Linked DNA regions of Mus musculus: region 2 is linked to region 1. A link is a loop called in an ENCODE intact Hi-C map of the cell type or tissue named here. Cell type or tissue: gastrocnemius. All regions are shown on one strand. Links, peaks and the distances in the headings refer to the core of each region. The heading gives the core; the rest is flanking DNA.

Region 1 (14,948 bases), core at 4,688-8,687:
TAGGCAGCATCACCTTCTCCACATCGAACAACTGTTAACAAGGGTCCAGCCTGTTCAGGGAGCCGAGGGGGATGTGCTCCCACCACAGGGACTTTCACAGGTAAGAAGTCTCTCCCCAACCCAGGTGGTAGGTCACCTTCCTGTCCCCAGGACCCTGCTATCCCTGCTTGTCAACTCAGGACATCATAGCCTAACACAGTCTGAGCTTGGGGACACAGAAGGCTCAGTCCCAATCTCTACAACAACAAGAAACTGCCTTAAATTATAGTCTCAGTCCAGCACAGGGTCACCCAGCATGTCACAAATCACCCCAGAACTCCATAGCCCCCAGCGTCCCCACACAAGCAGCCCTTTGCACCATACTGATTACAGTACCCCATTCTGCTATGATGTAGCAGTACCACTACCCCATTTGTTCCCACTTGTCCCTGTCTTGTAACTTGTAAAAAGCCCAGGTCTGGGCCAGGCATCCTGACTGCCACACGTTATCTAGTTCCAGCACTATGGATGCAGGTGTAGAGGCAGGGCTGCTACAAGTTCAAGGCAAGCCTGTTCTATATTGTGTTCTAGGTAGCTTCAGTAACAGAAGGAAGTTCTTGGCTCAGCAGCAGACTGACTGGCTCTGGAGAAGACTGGAGTTCAAGTCCCAGCACACACATAGTGGCTGGCAGATGCTAACTCCAGTTCTAGGAGATCCCATGCCATCTACTGGATTCATTGGGCACTGCATGCTTGTGGTACACACTATGCATGCAGAACACCCAAACACATAAAGTAGCTTTTGTTTGTTTTATGACAAGGTTTCTCTGTGCAGCCCTAGCTGTCCTGGCACTGGCTCTGTAGACCAGGCTAGCCTTGAACTCAGAAAACTGCCTGCCTCTGTCTCCCAAGTGCTCAGATTAAAGATGTGCACCACCACTGCCCAACACATAAAATATCTTTAAAAAAAAAAAAAAAGCAAAAAAATCCTCCAACTCTCTTCAGCCCCCAGGGGGTATCGGGGTAGCGGGGAGAGGAGGTTCTGGCCCTAAGAGGAAATAAGAACTCAGAAAAGTTCAGAATGGTACATGCTTTGCCAGGAAAGTCTACTTCAAAACAGCCTAATATATCCCAATAGATCTCGCTGCAATATTACAGACTCTACCATCCCAAAATAATACTATGGAACCTGATTAATAAGCCAGAATAGCCTAATTGTCTCACTATAGCCCGGTCTACATAAAAACACTGCATGCCCAGCATATTGGCTCACACCTGTTTATTTCAGCTCTGGGGGCTAAGGCAGGAACTCCATGGGTTCGAAGCCAGCCTAGGATACAAGGAATAAAGCCCTACCTCCAAACAAAAGAACAAATCAAAACAGGCAAACAAAATTACAGACTATCTCTATCTAACTCGCGTGCAGACGTCTGAGAGCGAGCATCCCAGCTCACCAAAAGATAGATGGCTCTAATCTCCGCACAGCCTAGCATAACCTCAAGCATCACTTCTTTGCCTTTTGGCTAAAATCATGGAGAGAGAATGGCCAAACAAACCAGTGTTCCCCATTCCTCCAACCTAATTTTCTCGCCATCCAGCCCTTTCTTCTATGTGTCCAAATATAACCTTGTCCGTCTTGGGATGGGCTTTCTACCTTAGCACAGTACAATATGCTATGCTCCACTACAGGCCAGAAACAGTCCAAGGTAGACCGGTCTCCCTCAATATCGCCCAATCCACTCTAGCATACCCACCGTCCTTCCCAGTCTAGGCCTCGCGCTTACCCAAAATCCTGATCCATGGACTTGAAAAAGTACTTGGCGCCCGCGGGCCGCTGCAAAACGCTCTTGAAATCGCCGAGCGTGATGCGCTCCGCCGGGACAGGGATCTTCACCAGGTAAGGAGTCTCTTCTTCATCCAGATGGTAAATCACCTTCGTCTCGCCTACACCACCGCCCCCCGCGCTGCTGCCCGCCATGGTCTCGCTCGCGCGCTCCCGGGCTCAGCCGCCCACCCAACAGGACTAAGCGCCCCCGCCGCGCCTGCGCACACCCGCAAACTGACGCGCTAGCGCCAACAGCGCAGGGCCAGTGCGGAAGACGTGCCCAAGGAGGATGGCGGGGACCAGCGGGCTGATCGGGAAGAGCTGTGTGGCGAGACTCAAAACCTAGACCGCACAGTCGAGGGCCACTAGCTCCACGGACGTCGCGAGCAGCACCGAGGTCCCCGCCCACCTCTCCCCATGCCACGTGACCCAAGCCCGCCCACTTTGCGCAGCCGACTGTGCTTCACGTGACTTCCTTGAGTCACGTTACTACAAGCTCCACCTAGACACTCACGTGACCACTGCCTTGAGCAACGGTCTTCAGCCCTAGACGACTCCGCCCCCAAACGTGTACAACCCGCCCCCCCCCCTCCCAAGTACCTTAGCAAGCTTCTACTCTTGGAATGCTGGCAACTGGCCCCCACTTTGCCTTACCCATCTGAGGTTCAAGGCACCTCAATAGCAACTATAAGAGGGGCGGGGATATGGGCTGATGAGTGAGAATTGTAACCTGGGACCCTTAGGGCAGTACTCCTACTAGACTGTACTTGGGATGAGAAAGCCGAAATAGTCTTCAGAGATGTCTGAGGGGCATTAGACAGTGCCCAAGCCAGATTTGGCCCCTAAACTTCCCATCTCCACCTCCCAAATTGTGGAATTACAGCCCTGGACTTACAAGTGGCCTTCAGCCCCAACTCCACCCAAGACTTCCACCAGGTTTCCCAAAGATCCCCTCCCCAAATAGGACAAGGAGGGCTGTAAAACACAAGAGCCCACTCTGCTTTATTTACAACACGCAGGCCGTCTGTCTGAGCAGCCGGCCAACAGTATTAAAAACGAGGCGAGTGCTAATTGACACCTTTTTCTTTCCTTCCTCACTCCACAGGCTTTGGTACTCCACCTCTGAGCAACCTCGCTCAAATGGGGGAGCCCCAAATTAAAAATACATCCGGTGTAAAAGAAAGTAAACGGGAGAGAGAAGAAACATGAGGGGAGTGCTGTATTTACACTACAGTTTTATAGACAACTATCCCATTACATCCCAGTTTGAGCCCTGGACCTGCAAGTGAAAAGGGTACAGGGTTGACTGGACAGAGATTCTGTCTACAGATCCAGCCTCCCCGACCCAACTGTAATGGGGTCAACTTCAAGTCCATGGAGCAGGAAGGACAGAGTAGAAGACACTCATTTCCAAATACGTCTCCCTTGGGAATTGTGGCCCTCAAGTGGGGACAGCCTCCTCACTCCAAGGGAAGGCTGGGGACCCTGAGGCTCAGTTCCCAAGTAATGTCACAAGTTCCAGCCTTAGTGATGTCAGGGTTCTCCAGATTTGGGGAGACCCCCTAACCGCCGGGCCTCTGGCCGAAGTTCCTTGCATTTCTGGCAATAAAAGAAGTCGGGAACGTTGGTCTTCTTAATCTTAGCACAGGAGAGGTGGATCCACGTCCCACAGAGGCTGCACTCAATCATGGGCCGCCCCGCAAAGGGCTTTCTGCAGTAACACGTGATCAGATCCCAGGAGTCGTCACCTGGAAAAGACAAATCTCTTTAGTGTTCTGCTTCAAGGCGTCAACTCCTAAGAGCCCCCAAAGCTATCACCTCTGCTCCCCACCCCGGGCAGCCCAACTTCTCACCTGATTCTACCATGATGTCCTCATCCATGACCCGCATCTCGCCTTCACTGGAGCTAGCATCTCCATCTTGGCTTGTTTCTGTGCTGCCCACATCTTTGCCTTCACTGTCAGTAGGGGGAGCACCTTCAGAGTGCACTGTAACAGGGGGCCTGGGGGCCTCAGGGGGTGTTGGGAGCACAGGGGCTGGGACTCCACCCCCCACTGTCATCTCTTCCTCATCATCTTCCTCTTCTTCCTCTTCCTCCTCCTCTTCAGAGTCTGTATCACTGGGAGGAGCCCTAGGAGGGCCAGGAGGTGGGAGTCTATCTCCCCGATCTGCCTTTTTCAACTTCCGCTTCTTGCTCTTCTTGATTCGAGACCGCTTTTCCCCATCCCCAGGAGCTGGTCGAGGTCTCCGAAGCACCCCAAAGCCAGCCCCACCTCCTGGTCCCAACTTTCTATTCTTTCGGTCCTTCTTTCGAGGCTGGGAGAGGTCCCCCTGGGACAGCGGCACTGGGGCGAGAGCAGCGGGGGGCCGGGAAGTATGCGTCAATGATGTGGGAGAGAGTGGAGATGCCACTTTGGGCCCATCCAGATCAAAAAGAGAGTCCTTGAGCTTCATCTTCTCAAGCAGAGTAGCACTGTCAGGAGCCTGCAGACGAGAAAAAGTGGACCTTGGGGGTCCTGGCTGGGTAGGACCTGATTGAACTGCCCTTCTCTTTGATGACTTTGCTTTCTTAACAAAAGTCTGGATAGTTCGAAGGTCCGACGGGGCCGAGTCCCAGCCATCACTGTCTGCTGCACTCTCACCTCGCAATGGAGAGCTAGAGCCAGAGGCTGGCCAATCGCTTTCCTTAAAAGGAGGAAGAGACTAGGGTCAGCCGGAGTCTAGTGACAGCTCAGCCCTGCCACATGTCCAGCATAAAAACCAGGAACTAGACGTATCCCTACCCCAAATCTGATGTGTACTCTATAACCTACCTTCCTCACAGTCCTCAGGGGACCTTTAGAACACAGAAGCCACAGCTGTTACTTCCAGCACTGTTTTCAGTATCTCGTTTGCTAGGACACTCATCTCCCTACAGCTTACCTGGAAACACTTTTCTGTTAACAGCCACTCAAAACCATTAAAAAGTCTTGAGCAACACTCCAAATTTTTGTTTCTGCCGTTCATTGCCGTTATTCCATCCCTCCAAACCAGCTCTCCCACCATAGCCCTAAGGGCTTCCGGTTTTCTTAGTCTTGCATATTACAGTAGGCTCTTCCTATAAAGTAATTCACTCTGCCTCACCTCAGCTACTTTTCTGTTCCTTACCTCTTTGCTAGGGGGGATGTAACCAGCATAGGCCAAGACAAAACTGCAGAATTTGTTAAAATCCTCAATGGTTCTCCGCCTTTTCTCCGGTGGCTAAATGGAAAGACAAAACACGATCGTATGGAAGCCAGGCACGAATGTTAAAGGAGCCCTTCCCCAAAACACAGCCCCCTAAATTGTCACTCAGTGTTCTGGTATGGGACAGCTCACCTGAGTCTCTGGTTTAAGAGTCGGAGGCGGATCTGTGAAATCAATAAAAGCTGAGTCAAGGCACTAGAAAAGAGTCCGTGTAAAATCCTACCTCTAAACCTCGGAGTTCCCGACCTAATCCCATCCACCGTGAGGTCGCCTAGCCCAGCCAGCCACAGCCCCCAGCTGTGCCGGACCCGCCCCTGCTCCCCCTTCCGCCCCAAGGGGCGGAGCCTGGGCGCGGCGCCCTCCCCGGCCTCGCTATAGCGCTCCCCTTCCCCCACCCCGAGGCCCGGCGCCCCGCCCCCTCCCAGCCTCTCCAGTCAACTCGGCTCTCTTGGCGCCCCACCCCGCCATACCGCTCCCGGGGCGAGACCAGGCCACCGCCCGCCCCCGTCCTTCACACGCGCCCGGAGCCCAGAGTTCCCAGCCGGCCGCGCTCCACTGCCCTGGGCCCTCCGAGACCGCACAAGCCGCCTGCCCGCCCCCAGGGTCCAGGATGACCACGCTGAACTGCTCCCCGCCCTCCGGGCCCCTTCGACTCGAACACGAGGCCGGGCGCGCCCCTCACCCCCACCCCAAACACACACAGGCTCACACTCCCCAACGCTACTTCGCGTCCGGGACGGGCGAAGAGCTGCAGCCCGGAGCCAGACCCCCACCCCACCCCGCGGCCGCGCTCCCCACAATTTCGCTGTCCCTCCGCCCCCATCCGGGGCTTTAGCCCCTCCCTCCCCGTCTCGAGCTCTTCGGGCTCCCCGCCGGGCCCCCGGGCCCAGTTCCGAGCTTCTCCGGCCGCCCCCCTCCCGCCCCCGGACTCAGCGAGTCCCTTAGGCTACGGACCCATAAACTCTAGCCCCCGGTCACCCTCCAGCCGCTCCACAGAAGGCCCCCTGACGACGCCGCTACCCCCAATACACACTCCACAACTCGGAAGCTCTTGCCCCGGCCGACCAACCCCCCACCCGCGCAAGTTGCCGGTCTTAACCCCCACACACACACACCTCGCCCCGCCGCCCCTACAAGTACCGGGCTCGCCTCGCTTCCCAGTTCTCCGGCCCCACAGCTGCCCCTCGGTATCGGGCTCTCTACCGGAGACAATACCCAGACCCTCTCCCCACTCCACAACTACCTGCCCACCCCTCTAACAATCACCAAGCTAGCTCTGGCGGCAACTACGAGGTGCTCAAGCGCCACCGCCACCAACTCCCCCACCTCGGCCAACTACCGGGCCCCTCACTCAATCCTCTTCGTGCTCCCTCAACTCTACGGAGGGCAAGCAGCTTCCCCCAGCCTCTCTGTCTCAGAGCTCCAAGCAGTCCGAGGCCTTTTCAGCCCTTAGTTCCCGAAGCTGGGTCTCGGGCGCTCAGACCCCGCACCGCCACTCTCCACGCTGTACCTGATGTCTAACTATCCCGACCCAGTCTCCCGCTCCTCTTTCTCCAAGCTATCTCAACTCATCGCCCTTCCACCTCAAGAGCCAGGGCCCCGACCCCCTTTCCCGCACTCCTCCGTTGGGTGCCGGGGCTCGACCTCCAACTTTGCCCATTGAATCCTCACCCCGCTCCCTGTCCTCTGTGCCTATGGAGTGCTTACCTTCGGGACTGGGCTCCGCCATGGCTTCCAGCATCGCCCCCTCCCCTCCACCCGGTCCGGCGACCCCCTCCTCGAAGCCGGGATTCCCGGTGCTGCCTTGAGTGCTCCGTGTTTCTACCGCCTCGCTCCACCGAAGTGTCCGCTTGGCGCGGTTGAGACTCCACTCCGCTACCGCCACCTCCCTCCACCACTGCCTCCCGCACTCCCGGACCGGGCCCCCTCCCCCCGCACCGCCGGCCGCCTGCTCCCTCCTCCTCCTCCTCCTCTCTCCTCCCTCCCTTCTGCCCCTCCCCGCCGGCACTATCGCGCAGTGCACCAAGGGATTTGTAGTCTGTGCAGGGGCAGCGGAAAGGGGTATGCAAGATCCTCCGGAACTTCAGTTCCCAGGAAGCCACGGATTGGCGCAGGCGCAATAAACAACTTCCCCCCACCACCAGGGGAGTGGCGGGGAGATACGCAACGGGGAGCGGGAAGAAGAGCGGAAGAGTGCACATTGACTCCCGGGAAGTGTAGGCTGGGCGGGACCAAGAAAGTAGACGAAGAAGGGATTATAACTCTCGGCCACCATACTGCCTCACTTTGTACCTTCTTTTTACCCCCTCAGGGTACCGCCCCACTTCCGGCCAAAAGAAGAAATGGATGCTGGGAGATGAAGTTCTCCTAGTAATAATGGCACCTTCTAGTATTTGCCCTCTCTCAAATTCTACTTTACAGACTCCCATACCCTGGCACAACCTCTGCCAGTGGCAGCAGTAATAGACAGTCCTTTTACCACCTCCCAAACATGAACATATCTTCTTTAATGTAAAGTAACATCTGGATATTCTTACTTAAAAATGGTACTTTCAAACTTTCTCCATACCTCCCCACACTAGCAACCACCACCTCTCTGTTTACATCACACCCCAATACACACATAAATAAAATGGAACTTTCATGAGATAATGTTCACATTATTCCACTCACTAAAAAACAGGAAATTACCAACATCAACAACGCGTTTCTATTTCACTGATCTATACCTCAATCCTTCCCCTTTCCCACTACTGAAGTTCACGATACTTGAAACAAAAAACCAGGAGGTGGAATGACACAGGGCAAATTCAATTCAGCTCGGTGGTTTCCTTTTTATTGATGTGCCTCCTACCTCCCCCATCCAATGTCAATCCCTTCCACCTACCCCCCAAAAAGAAGATAGTGAAAGGAAGGGATTATTGGGGTTCTGAGCCCGATGGGCAGTTAGAAAGGGAATAGAAACCAAAACAATCATCGGATGTGACAGAGATCGACAATCAAGAAGTCTAAATCAGAGTGGGAATGGAGGGTAAACAAGGGGAGAAAGAGATGTATGGAGGCTGTATCTACCATTACCCCTCCTGCTGAGAGGGACTGGAGAGACAGCCTCAAACATTAAGTGCAGGTCCTGAAGAAAGGAGGTGGTGTTTGAGCCTGAAGGAGGAACTGGATGTCAAGGAAGGAGCGCCACCTCTCTTCGTAGAATGGAACCCCCCACCTCAGGTACAGCAGCTTCACAGACCATAGACGCTTTCATCACTGTAGGCAATGTATAGAAAGAAGTCTTCTTCATGGTGTTCCTGAAGTAAATGCAAAAGGGGGGGGGGAGGTTAAGGGAACTCGTTACTCAACCATTCACCACCAATACCTCAATTCCTCAAGAACCACTTTAAGCATTGCCTGGTAATTTCAGATGCAGGAAAGGGCCGAAAGGTAAAGGCTACCAAGGCAACTTAAGAACCGGACTCAAAATAGATTTGAAGATACAGATCATCTGTAAGCAACAGTAGGCACTAAACGTGGTCCCTAGTACAGAAGGAATAAAAGAAAAGCAATCATTCCTATTTTATCTCTCTCCTATAGGAAAGGCTGACTTGGACTGGGTGGTAGTGGTGCACACCTTCAATCCCAATGCTCTGGAGGCAGAGGCAGGCAGAACTCTGTGAGTTAGAAACCAGCCTGGTCTACAGAGTGAGCTCCAGAACAGCCAGGGCTACACAGAAAGACTATGTCTCAAAAAACAAAACAAAACAAAACAAAACAAAACAAACAAAAACAAAAACAAAAACAAGCTGGGCTTGGAAGCGCAAGCCTTTAATCCCAGCACTTGGGAGGCAGAGGCAGGTGGATTTCTGAGTTCGAGGCCAGCCTGGTCTACAAAGTGAGTTCCAGGACAGCCAGGGCTTTACAGAGAAACCCTGTCTCTGAAAAAAAAAAAAAAAAAAAGAAAGAAAGAAAGAAAGAAAGAAAGAAAGAAAGAAAGAAAGAAAGAAAGAAAGAAAGAAAAAGGCTGACCTCACTGCCCGGTGTGGTGGCACACGCCTTTAATCCCAGCACTCGGGAGGCAGAGGCAGACGGATTTCTGAGTTCAAGGCCAGCCTGGTCTACAAAGTGAGTTCTAGGACAGCCAGGGCTATACAAAGAAACCCTGTCTCAAAAAAACAAAAAACAAACAAAAAAAAAAGAGGCTGACCTCAAACTCACTATACTATGTAGTCAACAACTTCCAACTTGATACTGCTGCCTCGGCCTCTACCTTCCTCTGCTTCCACAGTGCTGGGACTGAAGCTGTGCATGATCATGCCCCACGTTCAGTGGTTTTGAGGGTTTTTAATTTGGGGATTTTTATTTTTGATTGTTTTATTTTTATTTTTATTTATTTATTTATTATTTTTTTTTTTGAGACAGGGTCTCACTACTAAGTATCTCTGACTAATCAGGATAGACTCAAACTCAAAAGAGACCCACCAGCCTCTGACTCCTGGATGATCGGATTAAAACTGTGTGCAGAAACAGCTGTGCTTTGGATTTAAAGGATCAAAGGTATGTGTCACCATTCAGGATGAGGACTTATAACAACTCTAACACCAGCACTCAAGAGGCATAAGCAGGAAGCTCTCTGAGTCTGAGGTCAGCCTGGTCTGTGTGTCAAGTTTAGGGCAGTGGTGGCGCACACCTTTTGTTAAGCCCAGCCCTAGGGAGGCAGAAACAAGTGGGTCTCTGGGAGTTTAGAGGCCAACCTGGTCTACAGAGGGGATTCCAGGACAGCCAGGATTATACAGAGAAGCCCTGTCTCCTAAAGAAAACGAACAGAAAGTAACAACAACAACCACCACTCCTCAAACGCAATCTATTCTTTGACATCTGGGACTCTTGGAGAGACTCACTTAGGTAGTAAGTCCCAGTCAGAACAACTCCACCAGTTCATACTCCTCCCTATTCTCAGCGCTAGTAAGATCCCACGGCAGGGCTGTACTGACATTTTAAAGTTAGCCAGCAGCGACCGCTGGCCTTTACTTTCCTCTCCAAACACTACCGTTCCTTCCAAGGTACTGTACCTGGTACAGCTGACCCATCGTGGCACTGGTGGGTGGAATGACATTGTTGACAAAGAAAAACAAGGCATCTTCAGCACGGAGATGAATTCGCTTCCGGATCAAGAAGTAGAATTGACCAACTGCCAAAAACAGGAGATGCAAGCAAGTCACAGAGGTCGTAGGCGCCTCCAGAGAACAGCTGCCAGGTGAAGCCTCCTCCCACAGAGTTGGCAGGCCCACCCACAGAAAGAAACGTGCACCACAGGTCAAGCCCTCACCTGTAAGATCAGAAGGCACCAGGTATTTCTTTTTGTCCAGGTCTCCTATCCGAGCTTTGGGGGCTTTTTCCACTATCACCTGATAAAAGGTAAGAATGAGAAAAATGAATATATATATATATATATATACATACATACACATATATATGCTGCTATATCGATGAAGAACTCAACATACAATATTCCCTTTTACTGAAACCTACTGGAATCTCATTTCTCTAGTTATCCTTATATACGTGGTGCACACAGCATTAGGTCCAAAGCTCCTGGCCTCACTCTTACCTAAATATTGAGAACTGATCCTAGAACGGCGCATCACAATAACTATTTTCACCAGAGAATACAGGATGACTTGTTTGGGTCAAAAATCTACATTAAATCTAGCTAGTTGGGAGGATGGCCATGGAAACTCTGGGTTGTCAAGCTCACTAAGGCCTCTATTCTGAGAAATACCCTGATCTCTCTCTCCCGTCCACATCTTAGTCCCCAGCTCTACTTCAGGTGAGAGACCTCTGGTACCAGAGACAACAGAGTTCTAACCCCACGACAGACAGAGCCTGACTTCAGCTTTCCCAGACTCAAGCATAGCCTGTGGCGACAGCGTCAGCGACGCTAGCCTGGGCCCTGGCTACTGTCCTTACCGGGACCCGGTCTGGGTATTTCTTTCGGATTTTCTCGCCCTCAGAGCGGCGCTTCTCGAACGGATGCTCCTCTTTGTACACGAACTTCATTCTCCCGAGAACCGGGCTGGACCGAGCTGGGCTGAGGGAACCCAGGGGGGGGGCCGGGACAGGGGGCGGCGGCGGAGGCGGCTTCGACGAACAGACTTGGCGGAGCGATCCACGAATTTGCGCCACTTCCCTATTCATCAACCCCGCCCCCGACCATCGGACCGGCCCCGCCTGCTAACATACGCCACTAGCTCAGCTTGCTAGCGCAACCCGTAGCCTGGTCCTCTTACGCCTTCAGCGTAACTGCTTTGGAATCAACTTGTGGGTTACACATATGACATCGCAGATAAGGTTGCTGTTGTTTCGAGTGAACTGAAAAACCCTTTCCCACAGTACAAAGTTGAGGACGAAACTGGTACCCAGTGGCAGTCATGAGATTTAGTTCTGCAGTTCTCGGAAATTACGTTGGGGAAAGGCAGACAATTACAAGTCTAGGATTTCATGAGACGTGTTTCTACGCTGAAGGTGGCCGTTGACACCAAAACAAAGTAGTACCCAAGCTGTGGATATGGACACCATAAGACAGAAAGGAAAGAGGTTTGCAGACACCCAGGGAATGCTCAAGGCTCAGGCTTATGTGAACCAAGAGAAACTGCAAAAGCCCCAAAGATAAGGACTACACCAGAGCGGAGGAACACATTTCTGAGTGTAGATAAAATCATGTGACCTCAGAAAAGGGCGGAGAATCACGTGGCGGGTGGCGAAAAGTAGTCCCGGCTCTGGAGAGGAGGTGCCAGGAAAGAGGGTTCCGCCCCAGGTTACTGCTGGAGTGCCAACACCTCGTAGGCAGCGCCCTCTTAGCCTGTCCACGTCAACTTCCCAGACAAGCCCAGCCTTTCTCCAGCTGTATGCCCTTCCAGGGTTCTAGAGTTTTCCCTCTTTAGCCTTCTATATCCTACTTTAAAGTTGTTGGTCCACTGTCCATCAGGGACTCCATCCAGTCAGTGGGGCCTTTCCTGCCGAACACTGAACATAAACTACTTTATCCCTGTGCTAAATCCCACTTCCCCCCAACTCCAAACAGCATCTTCTCCCTCTGCTTCAAGGACAGAGCAGATGTCAACAAAGTTCCCTCCATTTCCAAAAACATCAGAGAAGGGTCTAGGGCAGCTTTGGTTTCAAAGTTATAATGCATGGTTTAAAAGAGGAAAGAAGAAAGGAGCCGATTACAGGTATGGGGGATTGGGGAAAGAAAAAAAATGAGGAAAAGTAAGGGGGGGACAAGTCTGAGGAGGATCCAGTGGCCCGAAACCCCAGTCCCCACCCACAGCCCAGCCCTTGGAGCAGGAGTGAAGAATTAGATCAGTTTTGTATAAGAGTTTTTAAAAAAATCAAATCACAACAAAGTTGAATTGGCTTCTTTTGAGCCTCTGGGATATGTCTGTCACTCTGGCCAGTCCTGCCTCTTCACCAGACTGTTTCGGCTCCTCTAGGCCTTCGCCTGTCCCAGTCTGGCATTTCCACGGAGTGTGAACCCAGAGTGAGGCTGCTTCACGGTCTGGCCCATGTGTCCATCCAGACTCCATAAGTGGAGTGTAGGGCTCCCAGGGCAGAGGGGTGGGAGGGGCAGACTCTGCCCAGGCAGTCCTCACATTGGACAGGGCAACAGACGGTGTCCCAAGAACTCTCCCTCCCTTTCCCCTCCACCCCAACTCAGGTGGAGGGGGAGCAGCTGTCACCAGAGCCTATGTTGGTGAAGGTTTCGGCTCAGCACCGATCGGACATCAGCAGTGAACCTGAAATGACAGTAACTGGTGTTGGTGAAATACCTTATAGTTGACACCCTCACAACACTAGCACAACGGAGTCTCACTGGACAGAACAGAACTTGATACCACTTTCACACAGTGACAGAGGTTGAATCTGATAGAAGCCAAAAGGCCACAAACAATGACAACTGGAGTAAGAAGACCTGGCCCAAACACTTAGACTCTGAATGACTTTTTTTCAGTTCTTAACCCGCTCCCCACCCCACCCCCGCCCTCTTTTTCTTGGCAACCCAAGCATTGCCAGTTTTGATAGTGTACTCCTGTAATCACAGCACTTGAGAGGTAAAAGCAAGTTCCAAGCCAGCATGGACTATATAAAAGAATGTGTTTAAAAAAAAAAAAAGAGCTACCGCCTACAGGCCACACACTTCCCTTACCTGAGGGCATCCAGCATTGGGAGAAGGTTGAGAAGGGCTGTGTCACTGGGGTCACTGAACCAGGATTTGATGGGGATGGCATTGTCTAGGGTAGGTAAAATTACAAGTGAGAAAAGGCAAAGAATGCAGAAGAGCAGGTGAGCCTTTCCTGAATATTATTACTTAAAACTCCCCACCACAGTCATCAACCACCTAAAACCCTTTTTTCCCCAAATGCCAAAGCCAAACAGATTTGACACCAGCTTGAGGTAGGCTTCTAATAAAACTGCCCCATGCTCACCTGAAGTGAGCTTCATAGGGAAGTCCTAGTCATATAAAATGGACACGTAAGAGTGGATACCGCACTTAAAACAGAGAAACAACTTACATCTAGATCTGTAGTACAGCAGGGAACCCAAACTCTGCACTCGGAACCAACTCTCCTGCTCCTAGCTCCTTGCAGTCAACCTCTCAATAACGCTTGCCTAGGTTAGTGTGAGGTCACTAACACTATCTGTGTCACCCTCAGAACCACTATGACAGAGGTCAGGCCAGTCTGGGTTATATAAGAAGACCCTGTCTCGGAAATAAAACCCAAACTAAAATGTCTTAGAAGCATGTCCTGGTCCTGACAGAACTTTCTCATACCTGGGTGGCTCCTGTAAGCCCCGGGGGAGTTGTCCAGGATCACGATGCTGGACAGGTCGCTGTGGACCACGGAGAGGTCTTTGATGTAGCTGCCCAACTCCAAAGTGCAGTGCTGGAAACAGAGGACTATGGAGCACACCCGCCCCCTCGTCCCCACTCCTACCTCCCATCCTGGTACTCTGCCTCTGAAACCTGACTCTGGCTCCTTACCTGTCTGTAGTATCTCCTCTTAAGAATGCTTCTGCTGTTGTCCAGTTTATCTGCCACAGCAGAGCCATAAATTTCCATGCTTGCTGTGAACACCACAAGCTCATACCACTGGCTTACCTGAAGTAGAGTAGAGAGGAATACAGTGTCATAGAAACTAATCAACATTTAGACAGAATGGTTCTTTTTCAGCCTAACCCTTTCAGCCTCCAAGTAACACCGAATGTCGGTGAAAACACAAAACACTTGAGCTCCCTACCAAACTCCCACGCTCAGTGTCTGGGGAAGGCCCTTGAGACTCAGAGATACAAACGTAAAGGCCAGGATGCCTGTGAAAGAATGGGACTGCATCACTAACCCCAGCTACTGAAAGCCATCCCCTTGCCTGTCCTCCCCACAGCCTCTCCTTATTCAACTGTCCCTACCCACTGTCCTAGTCTGCTTTCCTCTTGTTATTAACACTGACCAAAACCAACTTGAGGAAGAAAGGGTTTATTTCATCTTATAACCCCCAGGTCACATTCCATCACAGAGGGAAGTCAGGAAGTCAAAGCAGAAAGTCAAGGCAGGAACCTTGGAGGTAGGAAGTAGTATAGACCACAGGAATGCCGCTTACTGGCTTGCTTTCTTACACAACTCAGGACAACCCACCTAGGGACAGCACTGCCCTTCGTGGACTAAGCACTATCAAGTCACCCACCTCTGCAACAAGGACACAGCATATTCTAGGTTCTCAGGCTCACGAATGCACAACTATTTTAACGTAAACTGAGTACGTTCTTTTACTACATATTCGCCTTATCAATTCTGCTCCTATTCTACTATCTATTATCCAATTCTACTACAAACTGACAGCAGAAAAATGGAATCTTGCTTTGACAGACCGGACCA
Region 2 (14,948 bases), core at 3,951-7,950, 330 kb after region 1:
GAGTTTTAATGGCTATGTGTCTCTGTGTGTCTGTCTGTGTTGGGAGCCTTGTGCCAAATGCTTCTACCTCTTTGTTTTCCAGCACGGAGATATGGACCAAAAGGAACGAGATGTGATCATGAGGGAGTTCCGGTCTGGCTCTAGCAGAGTATTAATTACCACTGACCTGTTGGTGAGTAGATGCTTTCAGGGAAAGAAAGGAAGACAAGTTAAGTTAGTCCAAGGTGATTCCCTCTCCAAAGGGCTGACTGTGTGCCCTTTTCAGGAACGTAGCAACTTGGAAGAAAACCAGGCGTGCCTGAGGTCTCTGGTGGACAAGAAACTCTTGTTTCCTTTGCCCTCCTCTGGCTGCCTACATGTATGCCTACTTAATTAGGATAGATTGTATCCTCTGATGGCTATATTCTTTCCTGACCTAGGCCAGAGGCATTGATGTGCAGCAGGTCTCCTTAGTCATCAACTATGACCTTCCCACCAACAGGGAAAACTACATCCACAGGTAAGTCTAGGTCTGACAGACTAAACAACCCCTATGCTGAAACCCAAGTGTTCCATCATCCTTTTTACCCCCCTCAGAATCGGTCGAGGTGGTCGGTTTGGTCGTAAGGGTGTGGCTATTAACATGGTGACCGAAGAAGACAAGAGGACTCTTCGAGACATTGAGACTTTCTACAACACCTCCATTGAAGAGATGCCCCTCAACGTTGCTGACCTCATTTGAGGGGCTGTCCTGCGACCTGGCCCTAGCCCAGGGTTCAGTCCTGGGGTGGGGCTAAGGAAGAGCTGGAGGGGGGAGGGGAGGGAGCCAAGGGATGGACATCTTGTTTTTGTTTTGGCTTTTTTTTTTTTTGTTTCAGTTTTTTTTCTCTATGAATAAATGTCACTTTTTGAGGCAAAAAGAAGGAACCGTGAACATTTTAGACACCCTTTTCTTTGGGGTAGGCTCTGCCCCAGGCGCCGTCTCCTTCCCCCCCCAAACACTAATGCATTTCCCTAACCTAGTCACCTCGTTCCTAAAGGCTTTCCTACCCCAGCCAAATCTCCAAAAGTGAGTCAAGGGGCTAAAAAACAAGGCTGGCCTCATTTGCTGGACCAAATCTACAGGGAGAACCCCTGAGTGAGGTTGTCCAGGGAATTGTCCCCTGGTGAGGGGAGCAGGGGAGAGAAAATGGTAGCCATTTTTACATTGTTTTGTATAGTATTTATTGATTCAGGAAACAAACACAAAATTCTGAATAAAATTACTTGGAAACTGCCTGTTTGGGCTTCTTGTTTCTTTCCCTTCCCTCCTACCTGCTAGTGTGGATCACCTGCCCCCATACTAGTTGATTACTGAATTTGCCATGTTGCTTCCTGCAATACCAAATGACCCACATTACTAACATTTGGTAATTTGCCTCAGTGTTAGGCACAAGACATGAGTGAAACTTGCTGCATTAAGACTTAAACTGGCTGGGTATGGTGGCGCAAGCCTTTAATCCCAGCATTCTGCCGGAGGCAGAAGCAGGTGGATTTCTGAGTTCGAGGCTAGCCTGGTCTACAAAAGTGAGTTCCAGGACAGCCAAGGCTACACAAAATACCTGTCTTGAAAAACCAAAAAAAAAAAATTCAACTGGTTGGTTAGGCCTAGCCCAGATGATGTAGGTGTCAACTCACCTTGGGGATGTAGGGAGATGGTTGTTCTGTAGCTCTTCCTGTCCTGCAACTAAATAAATAGGCTAAGCTGACCTCTTACATCTGCCTTCGGCCTCCTGTGCTAGGATTGGAGTGCATGGGTGGGGTTGCATTTCTTACCAATGAGGAAAGGGCTTCCCATTTCTCTGCTGCATTGTAAGCTCCCAAGTAGAGCAAGTTTTGCTTAGGTAAGTTCCGTGTGAGTCAGCTGCCTCATTCTCACGAGGTAACCAAGGCTTTGTACCGCCCACTGAGAACGTCACTGCCAATCACAGCCTAATTGTGAAAACCAATGGCTTGAGTGGGTTGCTAAAGCTGAGGTGTCTGAGTCAGGTTTGGGGTGGGATTATTTTAGTTAAGGGAAGTGAGGCTTTTCATTTCCTCTTCCAAGAGAAGGCAAAGGGGATTGGATTGAGGAAGGAACTGGTGTAGCCTAGCTGGTCTGAGCATCTCTGCCATGCGGCTCCCTGTGTGTCTGATCTTGCTAGGACCGCTTATAGGTAAGGAGAAATGGGAGGTGGGGGAGGGAGGGCTCATGGGCAGGAGCCTGCACCTGGGTGGCCAACCAATCTCTTACTGAAAGCCCAAGGAACAGAGGAAGACTGTCCTCACAAAAAGGCCGTTACTCTCCTGCCATCCTTCACGATGACACCTACAGCCACAGAAAGCACAGCCAGCCCTACGACCAGCCACAGGCCCACCACCACCAGTCACGGAAATGTCACAGTTCACACCAGCTCCGGACCCACAACTGTCACTCATAACCCTGCCACCACCACCAGTCATGGGAATGCCACAATTTCTCATGCCACAGTTTCTCCCACCACAAATGGCACTGCTACTAGTCCAAGATCCTCCACTGTTGGCCCTCACCCTGGACCACCTCCACCCTCGCCTAGTCCAAGGTCCAAGGGGGCTCTTGGGAACTACACGTGGGCCAACGGCTCCCAGCCTTGTGTTCAGCTCCAAGCCCAAATTCAAATCCGAATCCTATACCCAATTCAGGGTGGAAGAAAGGTAAAGCTAAAGTGGGGCTTAAAGAGGGCAAGAGGCAAGTCCTGGGCTCGTTCAGCAGGGAAGAGGAAGAGAAGAGGAGGGGATAAACTGGATGGAGCATTCTTGTGATTTCAGACCCACCATTGCACTTCTACAGGCTTGGGGCATATCTGTTTTGAATCCCAACAAAACCAAGGTCCAGGGAGGTTGTGACGGTACCCATCCCCACCTGTCTCTCTCATTTCCTTATGGACAGCTTACCTTTGGATTCAAACAGGTATACAGCTTGAGTTTGTCTCTATCCTCTATTCTTCCATATCCCATACCTGTACCCCCGGAGCCTCTGTTCTTGCTCTGTGGACATGGATGCCTCTGTCCCTGATGCCTTGAGTCTTTCTGTTCACCTTAAGGACCTACATCAGAGCCCGAGTACAGTCTACCTGGACTACATGGCGGTGGAATACAATGTGTCCTTCCCACAGGCAGCACGTGAGTAATCTCTTCTCCTTACCACACTAAAAGTCTAGGCTGGGCGTGCTGGGCTGGTGGGGAGGACTCAGGAGTCAGGACTGGATTTGACTCTTAATTACTAATTACTGCAGAGTGGACATTCATGGCGCAGAATTCATCTCTTCGAGAGCTCCAAGCTCCCTTGGGCCAAAGCTTCTGCTGTGGAAATGCAAGCATAGTTCTTTCTCCAGCTGTTCACCTTGACCTGCTCTCTCTAAGGCTACAGGCTGCTCAGCTGCCTGACAAGGGACACTTCGGGCCATGTAAGCCCTACCTACTTCTTCTTTCCTAGAGCTCTCCCATTGCTCTGGAAACCTTCCCCAGAACTCTTTTTCTAGACCTCCGCCTCCTCTACAAGACTGCCTTATTTCCCCTTTGCTGACTGCTCTCACCTATGGGTTGGCTCCTCAGCCTTTCTTCATCCCCTTTCCTCTTCCGTCCTCCCCCACCTCCCACCTTTAGCCCGTCCACCACTGCAGCAATTCTCAGGGATCCCATTATTCTGCCAGGTTTCTCTTGCAACCGTGACCAGTCCCTCTTGCTGCCTCTCATCATTGGCCTGGTCCTCCTCGGCCTCCTCACCCTGGTGCTCATCGCCTTCTGCATCACCCGCAGACGACAATCAACCTACCAGCCCCTCTGAGCATCTGCCCCAGTCCACTGTGTAAGCCACCAAGGAGCGCCTCATCTCTTCACCATGCCACTGACTCAACAGTTACCTTCCTTCTCTGTCTTTAGGAACACAATGAAGAGATTTTATAATAGGGGTGGGGAATCAATAAACATGAATGGTACCTACTACTCCTTTCTTTCCTCATTAAGAGTACAAACACTTAATGAAATCTTTTCTCTTGGCTTGCCTTGTCCTGCCGGGGCTAAAAGCCACGAGTTTCTTGTCATATGCCTTCCTGTGCCTTCCCGTGGCTGAGTCACCAAGAGACAGCTGGCAAGAAGGGACAAAAGTACCAGAGAGTGACCAAATGCCTTCATTGGTTCATCCCTCAATGTCCTGTGACTGCTGGTGAAGCTGCCAAAATTCCCTCCTCCCTCTGGGGCCAATGGCTGCCTAGTCCCTTACAGAATGAATCATTCCGACCTGACACCCTGTTGCTGACCCTCGGGGCGCAGCTAGGTACAACACAACTAAAATATGAGTAGGTGGCTGTATTAATTTATTTCAAAAGTGGTGACTGAACAATGAGATTCCATGTGCACTGTGGCCGGGGCTAGTTCACTGAGGAGCCCACTGGTGCAGCCGACTTCTATGAGGCTGTGCTACGAGGAACAACTTCAGGCCTCGCAAACACATCCCCGAGTACCAGAAGGAGAGGGAGCGGTGGCAATTGCAATCTGCCCTTGTCCAGATATAAAAAGGGATTTTTCAGACAGCCACCCACTGTACCAAAGTATAAATTCTACTGTTTATAGTAGGACATGGTTCAACGGATGGGAGCCAAGGATGGGTGCCTTTCCAATTTAACAGTCCCATGAGGTTACAGAAATTCTTGGACCAGAGCCCCCACACAGCAGAGGTACATGTGACATTATGCCCTGACCAGCAACTACATTCCCCTCACCCCCAAAAACAAGGAACTGAGAAACAGTTTAGGAATGCCCTACAGCCTGAACCAAGAGTAGGTGTCCTGGCAGTGTGGTGGAATGTAGATGGCTCTCTTCGCCTAACCCTAGGGGCCCTTTCCCAGACAAATACTGGAATTTTGCTCGCACCCTCTGGGTTCCCACCTAGACACAGCAGACTGAGGTCCCCTGTTGTGTCAGGGGTTGCTCTCCTGCAGCGGAGCTCGCCCCTTACGGATGGCTGTGAGCCACCATGTGGTTGCTGGGATTTGAACTCAGTACCTTTGGAAGAGCAATCGGCGCTCTTAACCGCTGAGCCATCTCACCAGCCCCACCGTCATCCTCTTAACATCTGGACAGAGGACGAAGCAGGGGACCAGAAAGAAGGCCCAGCTCGGAATGGCTCTTTTGCGGCTCTATTCCCTCTGGAGAAACCAAGAGGAAAGATAAAGAGAGCTGCAGTGCTTCTGCTAGCGCCATTTTGAAGACTCGAACTCTTTTCCCTTTCAACTTCAAACACTATCAAGTTGGCCGAGATTAGACAAGATGGCGTACATGCAGGGGGGACAGGGCGAGGGGGCAGCATGGACCTTGCTTTCAGAACAAGAGCGTAAACAAAAGTGAGGAAGTCCTAACAGCGCAGGCGCCAAACGCGGACACGCTTTAAAATTCGAACGTCAAGGCGCGCACAAAAGCCTGCCTGGGAAGGAGACCTGTGTCCCCTAGAGGAGGCGGGCGAGCATCACGGAGAGGGAAGAGCAGCCCTGGCCTCGGGGACAGCAGGGCGGGGTGTGCGCGGCGCGCATGCGCGGCGCGGATAAATGGCGGGGGTTGTCCCGCCTGGCGGAAGCTTAGCTTTCCAACATGGCGGGGGAGGCCGACGGGCCGTTCAAAGGGCTGCTGGTGCCAATTCTTTTACCTGAGAAATGTTACGACCAGCTCTTCGTGCAATGGGACTTGCTTCATGGTGAGTTTTATTTCAGCCTTCAAGGTCTAGCTGGAGCAGCCTTGAACCGTAAGTTGGCGTGACAGTGGCGATTAATGTCACCGCGAAGCTGGGCAGAAGGCGGTTCTGACGAGGGCGGAAGTGTTTGGGGCCCTGCATAGGAAAAGTGCCATATTTGGGCATGAAGGGGTGTCTCCCGAAAAAAAGTTAAATTTGTGTTTTACAATCTCGGAAGTCTGTACCCAACCCTCATCCCTTTCTGGGCTGGGAGTCGAACTCAGGGCGGCATGTGCTACTCTGCTAACCAGGCTCTAGCCCCAGGCTGGAAAACTCGGAGCTTTTTTGTCGTACCCCCCCCCCCCCCCCCGACAGGGTATAGCTCTGGCTGACCTGGAACTCGCTCTGTAGACCAGGCTGGCCTCGAACTCAGAAATCCACCTGACTCTGTCTCCCAAATGCTGGGATTAAAGGTGTGTGCCACCAATCCTCGGCGGAAAACTCGTATTTTATAAAACAAAATTAAAACCCCAGCCAGGCATGTAGGCCTCCTTTCGCCCCAAGCACTCAACTGACAGAGGCTCACAAATTTTTTTTTTTATCCCCTCTCTCCAGCACCAGCTTCTGGAATTTACTATGTGGCACAGACTGCCCTTGAACTGGCAACAGTCCTCCTGCCTCAGTCACTAGAGTGTTGGGAGTATAGCACTTTTCCTTTCCTTTTTCTTTACAAAGGCCTTTGATAAGCCTTCTCCATCTCTCTATTCTAAGTGACTTTTGGCTTACAATAGTCAAGACGCCTTCCTGGGCCAAATGCCCACCAGGTCAAAGATTCAGTGGTAGAGAGATTGCCAGGATCAGGGTTTTGTAGGCAGCAGCTCAGCTCACTCGCTGCAATCTATTGAAAATCAGCCCTGGACACAGGGTTTGAAAGAAAAATGTTTTTTAAAAAAAATTAGAGAAATTGCCAGGAACTGTGGCCCACACCTTTAATCCCAGCCCTTGGGAGGGACCCAGAGGCGGGAGTTCAAGGACAGCCTAGGCAACTGGATGAGTTCCAATACAACCAGGGCTGGCTACACAGAGCAGCCTTGTCTGGAAAAACCAAGATAAGAAGTAAATGATAGGGGCTGGAGAGATGGCTCAGTGGTTAAGAGCACTGACTGCTCTCCCAGAGGTTCTGAGTTTAATTCCCAGCAACCACATGGTGGCCTACAACCATCTGTAATGGGATCCAATGCCCTCTTCTGGTGTGTCTGAAGATAGATAGCTACAATGTACTCACACACATAAAGTAAATAAATAAATAAATCTTTAAAAAAAAGAAGTAAATGATAGAGATAGTGGAAGAACAAGGATAAATGTCCTGGAAGAGTGGGGACAACCTGAAGGTTCAGGAATGTATGAATGTGGGAATGGGGTGGGGGGGGAGAGAAAAGAGTCAGGGAACGCCTGTGGGACTGGAGGGGTGGCTTGCAAGGCTGGCAACCTGGGTACAATTCCCGGAACCCACAGAAAGGCAAAAAGGGAGAACTGGCTCCTCAAAGTCTCTGACCTGAACACATGCACCTATGTGCTCACACACAAAATAGGGTTGTTTTATTTTTTATTTATTTTTTAATATTTATTTATTATTATACATAAGTACACCGTAGCTGACTTCAGACACACCAAAAGAGGGCGTCAGATCTCATTATGGGTGGTTGTGAGCCACCATGTGGTTGCTGGGATTTGAACTCAGGACCTTCAGAAGAGCAGTCAGCTCTCTTACCCACTAAGCCATCTCGCCAGCCAGGGTTGTTTTGAAATGTAGATTTTTTTTTTTTATGTGTGTCTTTTCACTTGTATATGTGTGTGTATATGTATACTATACATGACTGCAAGGGCCTGAAGATGCCACTGGAGCTGGAGCTACGGGCATTTGTGAGTCACTGGAGAAGGATGCTAAAAATTGAATTCAGATCTTCTCTGCAAGAGCAGAGATGTGCTCTTAACCACTAAGTCATCTTTCCAGTCCCAAATGTTTAAAATGTATTTCTGTTGTGGTATTCCCTTATATACACTCAGGTCAACAGAGTTGGCAGCAGAGCCATCTTGTTGGCCTAATGATTTCTTTAAAGATTTATTTTTGTTTTATGTACACTGGTGTTTTGCCTGAATGTATGTATGAATGAGGGTGTCAGATCTCCTCGAAATAGAGTTAAGAGTTGTGAACTCCATGTGGGTGTCAGGAATTAAACCCAGGTCCTCTGGAAGAACAGTCAGTACTCGTAAACACTGAGCCATATCTCCAGCCTTTTTAATAGTTTCTCTATATCACCCTGGCTGGCCTGAACTCACTATGTAGACCAGGCTGGCTTTGAACTCACATAGCTGTCCTTCGATCCCAAGTGCTAAGATTAAATGTTTTTGCCACCACACCTGACAATAGTTTTTAAGTATTTGAGATAGGGTCTCACTGTGTAATTCTGGCTGGCTTTGAACTCAGAGATGATTAAATAAGACTAAAAGCCTGAACTACAACACACATCCCTTATGACTTTTTAAATTTTTTTTCAGCCAGGCGTGGTGGCACACGCCTTTAATCCCAGCACTCGGGAGGCAGAGGCAGGCGGATTTCTGAGTTCGAGGCCAGCCTGGTCTACAAAGTGAGTTCCAGGACAGCCAGGGCTAGAGAAACCCTGTCTCGAAAAACAAAAAAAAAAAACAGAAACAAAAACAAAAAAAGATTTCATTTTTAATTAATTTATTATGTGTAAATACATTGTAGCAGTCTTCAGACATCCCAGAAGAGGACATCAGATCTCATTAAAGATGGTTGTGAGCCATCATGTGGTTGCTAGGATTTGAACTCATGACCTTTGGAAGAGCAGTTGGTGCTCTTAACCTCTGAGCCATCTCTCCATTTTTAAAAGACATACTTTCTTAGTGCTTTTTTTTTTTTTTTGACAGGGTTTCTGTGTAGCCCTGGCTGTCCTGGAACTCACTCTGTAGAACCAGGCTGACCTCGAGAACTCAGAGAACTCAGAAATCCGCCTGCCTCTGCCTCCCGAGTGCGTCACCACGCCCGGCCTTAGTGCATTTTTGTTAGTACAGTTTATTAGGGGGGCCATGCATGGAAGTTCTGGAGTTGTTTCTGTCCGTCTACCACGTGGCTCCTGGGTTAATGAGGGATAAAAGTTAGCTTTTTAGTTACACAGGCATTGCTTAAGAATTCCCTGACCCTACTCTCCTCAGGAACTGGATGGCCTACTTCAAATGCTCCTCCTTCCAAAGACAAGTGCCCACACCATACATTTCAGAACCTTCTGGTTATCCTGGTCCTTCTGAAGGGGACAACCCTACTCTTTGCAGCCCTCAAAACTATTTTAGACGTGTATTTATAGGGAATGGAAGGGGGACAGGAAGGAAGAAGCTGTTGTGACAGCACACCCAGTCTGAATAGAAGATGTCTGTAGCAAGGATGTTTGCCCTGTCATCCCTACCACCCCCAGAGACTTACTGGTGTGGTAGGTGTGGTGGTCACGGGTGAGGGAGAGGGCAACAGCTCCTAGGAGCACTTCAAACCCTCACCTGGGCGCCAGAGGCCTCTCTGCTGACTGCTCTCTCTTCTCAGTTCCCTGCCTCAAGATTCTCCTCAGCAAAGGCCTCGGGCTGGGCATCGTGGCTGGGTCACTTCTCGGTACGTACAGCTCCTTCCTGCTGTTGGAGTAAAGGGAAGGGAGGTGAGAGGCTGAGGATGCCAAGGCTGGGGATAGAGTGCCCTTTCCTCAGCCCTGCTGCTTTGTCCACAGTCAAGCTGCCCCAGGTATTTAAACTCTTGGGAGCCAAGAGTGCAGAAGGACTGAGTCTCCAGTCAGTAATGCTGGAGCTAGTGGCACTGACCGGAACCGTGGTCTACAGCATCACCAACAACTTCCCCTTCAGGTGAGTGAGGGTCCACTCTTCACGCCCAAAGCCAAATCCCCAAGATTCTCTTTGGGTTTTTCAAGACAGGGTTTCTCTGTGTGGCCCTGGCCGTCCTGGAACTCACTCTGTAGACCAGGCTGGCCTCAAACTCAGAAATCCGCCTGCCTCTGCCTCCCAACTGCTGGGATTAAAGGCATGTGCCACCACCGCCCAGCCCCACAATTCTTTTCTTTTCAGTTTGTTTATTTGAGGTGGGAGGGGTCACGGAACAACTTGTAGGAGTTGGTTCTCTCCTTGCAGTGTGTGGATCCTGGGGCTGGAACGTAGGCAATCAGACTCAGAGGCAAACATCCTTACTTGCTGAGCTATTCTGGCCCCAGCACCTGCAGTTCTAATAAGTAAATATGGGGATGGAGCGAGCCTTCCCTGCGTGAGCCAGGCATGGTGGGAGTGGCAGACTGAAAAGCACAGGCTCATCCCAGAGCTGAGCCGGACGGGGCATGGAGGCTTCCCCTGCCTTTTTCCAGGCCTGCCTTTTTCCTCCCACCCCTTGACTCTGCAGCTCTTGGGGTGAAGCGCTGTTCCTGACACTCCAGACCGTTGCCATCTGCTTCCTGGTCATGCACTACAGAGGAGAGACCGTGAAAGGTGCCGGGGACTGGCTGGAGAGCAGGCATTGTGTATGGGAACTTTGGTGGGGACTCAGGCTCAAGAGGACTCCTTGTCTCCCTGACCCCCAGGAGTCGCTTTCCTTGCCTGCTATGCCATGGTCCTGCTGGCGCTGCTCTCCCCGCTCACGCCTCTGGCTGTAGTCACTCTGCTCCAGGCCTCCAATGTACCTGCCGTGGTGGTGGGGAAGGTGGGTACTCTGGGGAAGTAGGAAGCAAAGGGACGTGAGAGTGTGTGTGTGTGTGTGTGTGTACGCGCGCGAGCTAGTGTAAGGCAGAGGAGGACCTCCAACTATGGAGTGCTAGTGTGCAGGGCGTGAGGAATAGTGACGGGTCACGGAGAAGGGTCAGATGAGAGAACCAAAAGTATCAATGTCTCCTCTAGTTGCTTCAGGCAGCCACTAACTACCGCAACGGACACACAGGCCAGCTTTCAGCCATTACAGTGTTTATGCTGTTTGGGGGCTCCTTGGCCCGAATCTTCACTTCTGTTCAGGTGAGTGCACCTTCTGCCCACTAGAGGGCACTAAAACCTCATTCTCTGCTGAGTCTTGGAACTTTTCTAGATCTGTGCTCTCTCATAACAGGAAACTGGAGACCCCCTCATGGCTGGAGTCTTTGTGGTCTCTTCTCTCTGCAATGGCCTCATTGCTGCCCAGGTCCTCTTCTACTGGAACGCAAAGGCTCCCCACAAACAGAAAAAGGAGCAATAGAGCTGAGCTCGCTTCTAGAACAATTCCATTTCCACTCATCCTCAGAGTCCTCCCCACATGACTTGATCTGCGGGTGCAGTGTAAGCACCCTCCATTCCTCTAACTGCAGCCTCCTGAGCCAGGGTTGTGGGAGCAGTAAAGCTTGTGTAGGCCCTGCCTTCACTCACTCACTTCCCCAGATCCCTCCTTGTGAGCAGCTGGTTTACTGGAGCAGATGCTCTGGCCCTGTCCACTTACCTTCCTTTTGGACCAAGGACAGAGCCTAGAAAACTGTGGTTGGAAGCTAGTGGCTGCTTCCCTGTGCTGCCCGGGTGGGATGGTCTATTGGAGCCCAGTTCTGGGGGTGAGGGAGAGTGACTCAGATAAGGGCCCTGGGGTTGGGTGGGGAGGTTCCTGCCGAGGCAGGTCCTGGCGGAAGGGTGTGTGAAGGCGCTGGTTGCTGCTGTAGGGAGAGAATACAAATGGGACAATAAAAGACTCCGAAACATGGTTTTAATTGTACAAAATTGTGTTTAGTGTGCATTCTGGTTCCTTGGAGATCTGTAGGGGTCTGTGGGGTTGGCCCTGGGCGTCCCTGCCAGTTAAAGGTGGGTTACTGGCATGGGGGCTCCAGCAAGGGAAGTATTATATGGAGTGGAAGAGTCTGGGGATAGGTAAGGGGAGAAAGAGGGTCTTAGCTCCCCCTGGAGCCTGGGATCACTCTGAGGGAAGGTGCATGGTAAGGGGGCCTCCGGTCTGCAGTGGGAAGAGCTGTAAAAAGAAACATGGGGTCTGGAGGTTAGTCTTCTTGAATCGATTGGGCAGTGTCCTCAACTCTTCGTGGGGGACTGGTCTGACCAGTTTGCAGCAGACAGGGTTAGAGCTTGCCATTCAGCCAGCCTTGCTGGGTACAGCAGGCATGGAATGGGACCCTAGGGTGACTTAAAGAACAAGGTAGTTCTGTTGGGGCATGCTCAGCAGGCGGCTTGCGTGCTGCACGGCTGTTTGCCTCCTGGGGCAGCAGGCCAGGAAGGAGCAACAGGATGGGCTTGGTCTCTCCTTGCCCCCAGGGCTGGGAGAGGAAGATGGGTCACACAAGGGCCAGCCACAAGGAGAAACTGCCATCCAAAAGGCAGAGGTAGGACACATTAGTTGAGATGGAACAGCCACTATCCTGAACTCTGGGCCCTCAGCCTGGTGTAGCTTCTGCTTGGGTGGATTTGGGTTTAACTTGGCACTCTGGCCTCTGTTCCCACCCAGCTCTCAAGGAAGGGGGTCGTGTGGGAAGCATGGAACAGACAGATGGACACAATTAGGCACTCACGTGTAACTGCCAGGCAGGTAGGCTGTCGAATAGTTGGGGGGCTGGTACCCAAAGCCTCTGCTCCCTTGGGTAGTTGTGTACCCTGGCCCCCAGTGTGAGCCACCACATGCCAGGCCACCTCCTTCTTGGCTAAAGGGGACAGACCCGGTGCTCGAGTTTTTGCTCTTACGCCGGGGTCGGTACTTGTAGTCGGGATAGTCGCGGAGGTGGCGGGCACGAAGACGCTTAGCCTCCTCCACGAAGGGTCGCTTCTCTTCATCGCCCAGCAGCTTCCACTGAGCGCCCAAGCGCTTGGAGATCTCAGAGTTGTGCATCTTGGGGTTCTGCTGCGCCATCTGGCGGCGCTGAACAGAGCTCCACACCATGAAGGCGTTCATGGGCCGCTTCACCTTCTCCAGCGGAAGTCCCCCAGACGCTCCAGGGCTCCCGCCGGCCTCCTGCTCCTGGGGTCCTAAAGGCAAAGAGGCCGTGGAAGCCCGAGGATGCAGGCTCCAAGTCTCTGCTTGTGAGGAGCTGGTCAGCGCCATGGGTTGGAGGTGAAGCCTCTTTGAGAGGGCGTCTTGAATGCCCTTCTCCCAGAGCGAAGACTGGACTAGGAATATTTGGGTACTTAAGTATCTTCCAGAGCGCTTGAATCCAAACTTTGCTCCCAGCGATCGATTGTCACCTCTGGGAAGCTGAATTTAGAATCCTTGTCTGGAGCCCTTTACCGGAGAGGTAGTGTTCTCTCAGGTCTACCAGTCGCTCTTTCTACCCTCTGCTTCAGCGAGACAGGGTTCTTCTGTTGAAACTGCAGTTTCAAGCGTGCAGCTCTTGGTCTCCACAAAGTCCCAACAGCTGCCAGGAGTGCACCCAGGTGCTACAGGCCTTTCCCACCTGTACTCAGCCTCTAAAAGGCTGACTCCTCCCCAGACCCCTCCCAGTGGCTGTGCGGTTCTCTCCACCCCTCTTCTTTCTGCAAACCCAGGCGTCTTGTTCTTCCCAGTCCTTACACCTCCCCCTAGGGCACCACACCCCCCTAACGTTCCACCGGAGGCCTGGACGGCAGGCCTAAAAATTGTCTCAATTCTCAAGCACCAGCAATTTAAAGTAACTTCCTTCCCAAGAAGGGGAACCAAAGGCTCCCAGGGTCGATCAAACCCGGAGAATTTAAGAAGCTCTCACTCCCTATCAAAGCCTTTTCCGGTGTCTGTTGCTCCTTAAACCCCTGATCTGCCCCAGGGGAAAGAAACTCAAGGCCATTTTTGTTTTCTTAGTCATTCCAGCAGGTGCTAGGCAGATGAAAACATTCAAAGCCACTTCCAGTCCTGAGGTTCCCCATTGCCACTGAGTATTGCAAGTTTCATCTTTAAGCCCAAACCATGGACATGCCTCTGGGCCTGCAGATACACTTTTTAAAAATCTTCCTATTTTTTAAAAGGTTATGGATGGGGTGGGGCACAAGTGTCACCACTTTGTATATAGAGGTCAGAGGATAACTTTCACAAGTCCGTTCTCTTTCCCAGGTCAAGGTGGAGAGGTGGTAGTGGCTATCTCCGTGACTGATCTCAGGGGGCACCTAACCTTCTGAGCTATGGTTTTTGTTTTTTTTTTTTTTTTGTTTTTTGAGACAGGGTTTCTCTGTGTAGCCCTGGCTGTCCTTGAACTCAGAAATCTACCTAAGTGCTGAGCTGTTTCTTTACCCCTTTGATCCCTTTTTTCTTTTTTTTTTAAAGTGTAATTATTTGAGACAGGGAGTGCAGCATATAGCCCTGATTGGCCTGAACTCCTTGCTCCTTGTGTAGACTAGGCTGGACTTGATCAAGATCCATCTACCTCTGCCTCCTGGGTACCGGAATTTTTTTTTTCTTTCTTTCTTTAGTCTAATAATCCTGTCTTGCCCTTGAACTCACTCGATCCACCTGCCTCTATCTCGGACTAGAGTTCTGGGATTAAAGGCGTGTGCCCAGTACTGCCCAGCAGTTACATAGTTAAGAATCCCGATTTCCTCCATTCTAAGGTTTCTGGGAGAAAGCATTCAGCACACCCTCCTGAGGATCACGTTCAGTTCACCACAGTGCAGTGCACTGTACCTAGCTCTGGCGCTTCCCAATTCCGATAGTCACTACTCTTTACCCTTGAGGCCCCTAAAAGCTGAGGTCAGTGACATGGATTCTAGAGCTAGAGTGACACCAGGCCAGAAATACAACCTGCCCTCCTGAGTTCTAGAGGCTATGGTGAGGAAACCCTATTTTCCTCTCTGCTGAAGGCCCAGCCTGTGCCCCAGGCCCCAGATAATCGGATTAAACAGCCTGCTCAGACTCTCAGCTTCTACCAGGAACAGCTCCAGCTTCACGGAGCCTGGCCTATCCTCCTGTGACTCAGGGCTCAGGAGTGGCCCAACTCTCAACAACCAAGGGAGGGAAGAAACAGCAAGGTCTGAAGCACGGTCCTCTGGCCACGGAGAATTAAGGATGCAGCCATTCCCAGAATATCATCTTCCTGACACAGAACGAGGAGCTGATAATAAAGGCTATAGAACGAGAGCCAGGGACCAATGCCGGTCAGCCCTAGAGATTTAAACAGCCCAGACTGGGGACAAAGGCAACATGGGAAACACAAGGCCATTTGGATTTTTTTATTCTCTTTTTAAATACTGTACAGTGAAAAATAAA

The links. Hi-C counts contacts between places; a loop is a spot of excess contacts. Peaks named below come from ENCODE experiments on the same cell type or tissue, not always from the same donor. Only the 100,000 strongest peaks of a DNase experiment are listed, where the experiment ranks them.
Region 2: it touches region 1 in a loop (2.3-fold over the local background); 2 of 42 quality-filtered maps call a loop at or near these places.

Annotation. Positions count from the first base shown.
Region 1 is chr11:69,987,842-70,002,789 of GRCm38, reverse strand. It overlaps Gabarap (gamma-aminobutyric acid receptor associated protein), which reads right to left and starts at 11,420. Exons shown (of 4, transcript NM_019749.4): 1 at 10,988-11,420; 2 at 10,347-10,425; 3 at 10,090-10,208; 4 at 7,841-8,331. The coding sequence starts at 11,077. The coding sequence ends at 8,266. Phf23 (PHD finger protein 23) reads right to left here and starts at 7,024. Exons shown (of 5, transcript NM_030064.4): 1 at 6,737-7,024; 2 at 5,162-5,193; 3 at 4,952-5,044; 4 at 3,658-4,489; 5 at 2,779-3,552. The coding sequence starts at 6,770. The coding sequence ends at 3,338. Ctdnep1 (CTD nuclear envelope phosphatase 1) reads right to left here. Exons shown (of 8, transcript NM_026017.2): 5 at 14,061-14,177; 6 at 13,851-13,962; 7 at 13,224-13,308; 8 at 12,189-12,813. The coding sequence ends at 12,753. Dvl2 (dishevelled segment polarity protein 2) reads right to left here and starts at 2,198. Exons shown (of 15, transcript NM_007888.4): 1 at 1,764-2,198. The coding sequence starts at 1,957. It also overlaps Gm51904. In gastrocnemius, for the core only: CTCF peaks have their summits at 7,183 and 8,233; DNase peaks (open chromatin) are centred at 5,495, 5,836, 6,260 and 7,094; H3K4me3 peaks cover 3,700 bases; H3K27ac peaks cover 3,860 bases.
Region 2 is chr11:69,653,246-69,668,193 of GRCm38, reverse strand. Mpdu1 (mannose-P-dolichol utilization defect 1) reads left to right here and starts at 5,545. Exons shown (of 7, transcript NM_011900.4): 1 at 5,545-5,725; 2 at 9,318-9,383; 3 at 9,496-9,628; 4 at 10,173-10,258; 5 at 10,351-10,469; 6 at 10,664-10,774; 7 at 10,866-11,497. The coding sequence starts at 5,623. The coding sequence ends at 10,991. Cd68 (CD68 antigen) reads left to right here and starts at 2,024. Exons shown (of 6, transcript NM_001291058.1): 1 at 2,024-2,174; 2 at 2,258-2,691; 3 at 2,828-2,947; 4 at 3,081-3,159; 5 at 3,273-3,443; 6 at 3,690-3,981. The coding sequence starts at 2,132. The coding sequence ends at 3,823. It overlaps Mir1934 (microRNA 1934), which reads right to left and starts at 5,151; the gene lies at 5,069-5,151. Fxr2 (fragile X mental retardation, autosomal homolog 2) reads right to left here. Exons shown (of 17, transcript NM_011814.2): 17 at 14,897-14,948. It also overlaps Sox15, Eif4a1 and LOC115487878. In gastrocnemius, for the core only: a CTCF peak has its summit at 5,479; DNase peaks (open chromatin) are centred at 4,271, 5,010, 5,510 and 6,467; H3K4me3 peaks cover 2,371 bases; H3K27ac peaks cover 3,021 bases.